2 separate regions of the Homo sapiens genome follow, and region 2 is linked to region 1. A link is a loop called in an ENCODE intact Hi-C map of the cell type or tissue named here. Cell type or tissue: dorsolateral prefrontal cortex. All regions are shown on one strand. Links, peaks and the distances in the headings refer to the core of each region. The heading gives the core; the rest is flanking DNA. Region 1 overlaps MAPT (microtubule associated protein tau). Region 2 overlaps MAPT-AS1 (MAPT antisense RNA 1).

Region 1 (2,906 bases), core at 141-2,640:
ACCATTTAATGACTAGGTTTTTTTGTTGTTGTTATTTTTTATTTATTTATTTTGAGACAGAGTCTTACTCTGTCACCCAGGCTGGAGTGCAGTGGTGTGATCTCGGCTCACTGCAACCTCTGCCTCCCAGGTTCAAGCATTCTCCTGCCTCTGCCTCCTGAGTAGCTGGGATTACAGGTGCCTGCCACCACACCTGGCTAATTTTTGTACTTTTGGTAGAGACAGGGTTTCTCAATGTTAGCCAGGCTGGTCTCGAACTCCTGGCCTCAAGTGATCTGCCCACCTTGGCCTTCCAAAATACTGGGATTAAGGTATGAGCCACCGCACCCAGCCCTCCTGGGCTCTTTTCCTTTAGTTGCACTCGCTCCCCGCTCCTGGAGTAGAGGGATTTCCGAGAGACTGTGGGCTCCAGCCTTCACCTAGGCCCAGGACTAGGATGCCTGCCCTAACATTTATCTTTATACCTTAAAGCAAAACAGCTGGACCATAAGCATTCAAGAACAAACTGTGAATAAGGAGAAAGTTCTCCCAGGAAACAAGAGCTTTAGTTCTGTTGGGCCAGCCCTTATATTCCTTAGCTGTTACCAGTCACTGCTTGATTTAATCTCGGCTATCACTTGGCCTGACAGGTCTGCTGCTGGTGCCAGGATGTCTGGGTTTTGAAGCCTGGCTCCATTACATACTTCCTGTGTGACCTTGGGCAACTTACTCAACCTGTCTGTTCCTCAGTTTCCCCAGCTGTATTATGTCAGCATAATAGTTTGTTGTGTGAATTAAATGAGGTAATAACTGGAAATGCTTCAAACATGGTTCCTATCATGAGAAATCCTGCTTTCCGCCTAAATGTGCTGGAAAATTCCTGGTGGTGCAGAACAGGAGACCAGAGCAAAGGAAAGACAGGGTGCAGAAGCCAAAAATTACCTTGGAGAACAAAGCGCATGTTAAGGTTATTTTTGGATTCTAGGTTTATCTCTGCTTGGTCTTCAGTTACCTGCAAGAGATCCATTTAGGGGATTTTTGTTTGTTTTTAACGATAGCTTTATTGAGATATAATTCATATGCCATAAAAGTCACTCTTTTAAAATGTTTCCGGTATATTCACAAGGCTGTGCAGCCTTCCCTGTCCTTGATTCCAGTCTGAGTTTTTAACTGAAGGGATAAGGAGGACCACGCTTTCCCCAGACCAGAACCGCGGGCCAGGGGGCGATTCTGCTGAGTCACCGCGGGCGCCTGGTGCGCGGCGGCGGAGCCCGGGACCTTCCTTGGCTGCCCCCTAGCGAGGGCCGCAGCGCAGCCTGAGACACCCGCCGGGGCCGCTCCACGGCCGTCGGATTTAGACTGGAAGCTCGGTCCAGGTCCCCAGCTTGATGCGCCCGCGGTGTAGGAGACCAGCCCGACTCGGGCTTCCCCTGAGCCCCTGGACTCTTGACTCCAGCAGGGCCTGGGTAATGAACGTCAGCTCCCCTTTCCCAAAGGGGTTGCTCTGTTGGGAAGGCACCCGTTTGATACAGTAGCATAGAGATGGGTTTTAGCATCAAAATATCAGAATTCAAGCCTTGCTCTCTGCTTACTAGCTGTGTGACCCTAAAAAGGTTTCTGAACGTCTCTGAGCTTCAGTTTCCTCATCATTCCTTCTCACGGGGTGGTTGTGAGCATTACAGAGATCCTCTCTGTGAAGCCCCTGTGAGTGGCTCATCCTGAGGGCTGAAATAAACATGTTATTAATAATCCAAAACTGGCAAGGGATGTTGACTGGTCCCCCTCCCTTGCCCAAGGAGCTTTCTAGAACCTGAGTTATCATTACCAAACTGTACTGCCTTGAGTAAGAAAGTTAGAAGGAATGGGAAGGATGGTGGCAGGTGGAGGAAGGCGGATTGGTCATCACCTCCTTGCAGCAAGAAACAGCCCCAGATCGTGGGAAACCTACAGACCTGCTAGACAGACTAGGAGCAAAAGCTGGGGCTTTAAGAATCCCCAGGGAGGTTCTCCTGAGAGAGTAGCCAGTTGGATTTTGTAAGCAGAGATTTGTTTGGGGAGGAGGTGACAACGTAGGGAGCAGAGGGGCAAAGCTGTCGGGAATCCTGCCTTGAGGGCAGGGATGTGTGTTGGGGGGAGTTGGGTCACTGGGGCTCGGTGGCCTTGGGCAAGTTTCTACCTCTCAGGTCCTTTACCCACCTAGGGTCGCCATCCTGCCCACCTCACAGGTTACAGTGAGCCTGGATGCACTGTCATGGGCAGGTGCCCAGGAAAATGGCAGACATGTTCCAAACAGCACGCAGCATTCCCCAGTGATGCCCAGGGTCACCTTGGAGGTGGGCGAGATGCCTGGGGTTTCTCGTCCACCCCACAACACCTCAGGGGACAGCCAAAGCTGTCCCTTCAGGTAAGCTGCACAGAAGATGTGAACTCTGCTGCAAAGACTCTATTCTTTGGGAGCAAAAGGGACCCAGGGTCTCACCTGCACATCCCTGTCCCTGAGGGCCTAGGGGTTCTTGGAGGCCCCAGCCTTGGCAAAATGAGGAAGAAGGTGAAGGTTGTCTGGGCCCCTGCCAGGCTCCTTCCTCGGCCACGCACTCCCCTTCCTGCACACACACCCTTCTCCCTCCACCCCATCTCCATTGTTGTCAGAAAAGTCACAATAAAAAGGTCCATATTGTCTAGTTCCCATACTTTTAATTTTTAAAATTTTATTTATTTATTTATTTATGTATTTTTTGAGACAGAGTCTTAACCCAGGCTGGAGTTCAGTGGCATGATCTAGGCTCACTGCAACCTCTCCCTCCTGGGTTCAAGTGATTCTCATGCCTCAGCCTCCCGAGTAGCTGAGATTACAGATATGTGCCACTATGCCCAGCTAATTTTTGTATTTTTAGTAGAGACGGGGTTTCACCATGTTGGCCAGGCTG
Region 2 (2,906 bases), core at 161-2,660, 96 kb before region 1:
AGCACAGGGCTGCATCCCAGGCTGCCGGCTCCCCGTGCTGCAAGCTGCTTCCTCCTGGCTCCACCACTAACCACCACAGCACCTGCTTCCTGGACAGCCTCACCTGTGATAGGTGAACCCTCAGATGAGACCAGGGCAGGAATAGCCTCCTCAAGGCCACCCCCAGGGCCCCAGGTGGCCCAGCCTCAGGGTCGAGCTGTTTTACACAGGCCAACTGGCATTTCTGTCTGTGACCTTGGTAATCCCAGCACCAGCTTTATGAGCATGGGCTTGGTTTTCTTTTGTTCATGAGAGGGTTTAGTACTGGAGCTTCTGGATTTCTGGGACAGTGGGGACCAGCAAGGACCTGTGAGATGATCTCATCCACAGATGAGGAAAGGAAAGCCCAGAGAGGGCCAGGACCTGCCCAAGGTCACACAGCAATGGGACAGCAGAAACGAAATGCAAGTCTGGTCTCCTGCCTCCCAGCCCAGCAGCTGGGACCAGCTCTCATCCTCAACAGCCCCTCCCTCCACACACCCTGGTCTCTGATTTTGTTCCTCTGAAATCACACCTCCCCCAGGAAAACTCTGGGTCTACCCACTCCTGTGCCCTGGGAGGTATAGCCCCACATTCTCCTTGAGAAGTATCTGTGTGTGTTGCTTGATAAAGGTTCAGCATCAATCCGCTTGCCAGCTAGAAGGAGAACACAGCTGGACTTTGAGACCTGGGTTCAAAGCCCCACATTGCTTTCTCTTGTCATGTGATGCTGGACAACAGAAGCCAGCCCTCTGAGCTTCAATTTTCTCATCTGTAAAATGGGCTGCTAAGACTCACCTAATGGTTCGTTGTAAGGATTAAATGAAGTGAAGTATGTGTATGAACAGCTAACACTGGCTAAGCACTTACAGCAGGGCAGATAAATGCATTATCTCATTACGTGTGACCCAGGTTTGGGGAAAAACTTTCCAGGACAGCACCTGACATACCCCCAAATGCCGTCTTCCCCAAATGAGCTCCCGGAAGTGGAGTCATCCTCTTCCCTTGGTCTCCCCTGCCCACGCTCACTGGGATGTGGTGTGTGGGTGGGTGCCTGGTGGTAAGCAGGGCACCACCGCAGAGCCAAGAAAAGGTTTCCCAAATTCCCCCACGTACTGGGTCCTGCAGTTTAACTGAACCACCAACGTTTTGCGCCTTTTTTCCTGCAACCCTGAACCTTGAATGCTCCTGTGCTGCCACCTACTGGCCAGGAAGATAAGAGCAAGCAGGGGCTCATGGAATTTGGGGATAATTATAATCAGTAATGATATTTAAAATATGTTTAATAAACTAGCAATCAGCAGAGTTCTGAAGCCCCTATTGGGCTCAAGGTTAACGCTTTAGAATCTGGGTTGTTAGAAGGGTGAGGTGCCCTGGAGGAGGTTATTTTGATATTTTATTGAATGAAATAGCCCAAAACAGCATCACTGAATGTCCTTAATGCCTAAAGACGGTCCATGCCCTGACACTTACCCCACCCCATAGAATCAGACCACCATGAATAAGTGTCCTCAGGCCCCCCGGTTCCTGGACTATTTGTACGCAAGATGAGGAGACTCCCCATATGGCCCCTCCCCACCCCCACCCCCAGGTCCAGACCCAGTCCTTGCCCCTGGAACGGGACCTGGAAGGGAAGCAGACAGCTGGGGCTGCTGCTGAGAGAACCTTGGGCTGCTAAAATCTGAGACGTTCTGAGTTTTTGTTTTTGTTTTGGTTTGGCTTGGTTTGGTTTGTTTTTTGAGACAGGATCTTGCTCTGTCACCAAGGCTGGTGTGCAGTGGCATGATCACAGCCCACTGCAGCCTCAACCTTCCAGGCTCAGGTGATCCTCCCACCTCAGCCTCCCCAGTAGCTGGAACTACAGGCATGCGCCACCATGCCCTGCTAATCTTTGTGTATTTTTTGTAGAGATCGGGTTTTGCCATGTTGCCCAGACTGGTCTCCTAGGCTCAAACAATCCTCCCGCCTTGGCCTCCCAAAGTGTTGGGATTACAGGTGTGAGCCACTGAGCCTGACCTGAGACCTTGTTCTGAGAAATGCCTTTAAGTAGTATTCCCCAGGCTCCCAAAGACTTGAATGGCAGCAAAGATTGGTGGGGTTTGGGGGATTGCAGTGAGGTCTGAATAATGGTGTTGGCAGAGCCTCCAGTGATCATCCAGAACTGAGGACAGAGAGGGAAAGCAGCCTGCCCAAGGTCAGACAGCAGACCCAGTGACAAGCCCAAGGCAACCGAGAACCTGGAAACTAATGCAGAAACCCTTCGTAAACAGGAGACGCTTTCTGGTTTGCCTTTCAGAGGCTGCTTCATGAAGCCCCCAAATTCCCCCACATACTGGGTCTTCTTAAAGCAGGAGGCCCCTGGGTCCAGAGAGAAAAGAACTCTGAGCAAAACCCTCAGTCCCTCGTCCAGCCTGGACCCAGGCTTGGCCCTGCCTGCAGTTCCTGACTTGACCCAGACACTGTAGTGAACTCAGGCAGGAGGGGCCACACCTGAGAACCCTCACCCATCACAGCCCAGGTTCTCTTCCCGGCTATCCCCCGGGACAGCCCCAGAGCATGAGCCAAGGGAGTCTGGTCTCCACCTACCTTGCTTAATCCTTAAAGCCAGTTGTGACACATTGAATAATGTCCTCCCCCAAAAATTTGGAACCTGTGATCATTACCTTCCATGAAAGGGAGCAAAGGAGAAAGGACTTTGCGGAAGTGACTAAGCGAAGGATCCTGAGATGGGGAGATAATCCTCTATCGTCCTAGCGGGCCCTAAACGCAAGCACATGGGCCCTTATGAGAGAGAGAGGGAGAGAGAGAGAGACAGAGACAGAGGAGAAGCTGGGCGCAGTGGCTCACGCCTGTAATCCCAGCACTTTGGAGCCCAAGGCAGGTGGATC

The links. Hi-C counts contacts between places; a loop is a spot of excess contacts. Peaks named below come from ENCODE experiments on the same cell type or tissue, not always from the same donor. Only the 100,000 strongest peaks of a DNase experiment are listed, where the experiment ranks them.
Region 2: it touches region 1 in a loop (4-fold over the local background); 2 of 110 quality-filtered maps call a loop at or near these places.

The regions. Positions count from the first base shown.
Region 1 is chr17:45,947,972-45,950,877 of GRCh38, forward strand. All of the region lies in intron 1 of MAPT (microtubule associated protein tau), which reads left to right. Among named protein-coding and RNA genes, the nearest start is that of STH, 50 kb to the right of the region's middle. In dorsolateral prefrontal cortex, for the core only: CTCF peaks have their summits at 1,256 (motif pointing left) and 1,472; a DNase peak (open chromatin) is centred at 1,280; H3K4me3 peaks cover 1,160 bases; H3K27ac peaks cover 2,500 bases.
Region 2 is chr17:45,851,667-45,854,572 of GRCh38, forward strand. All of the region lies in intron 1 of MAPT-AS1 (MAPT antisense RNA 1), which reads right to left. Among named protein-coding and RNA genes, the nearest start is that of SPPL2C, 8.2 kb to the left of the region's middle. In dorsolateral prefrontal cortex, for the core only: a CTCF peak has its summit at 1,223 (motif pointing left); a DNase peak (open chromatin) is centred at 1,195.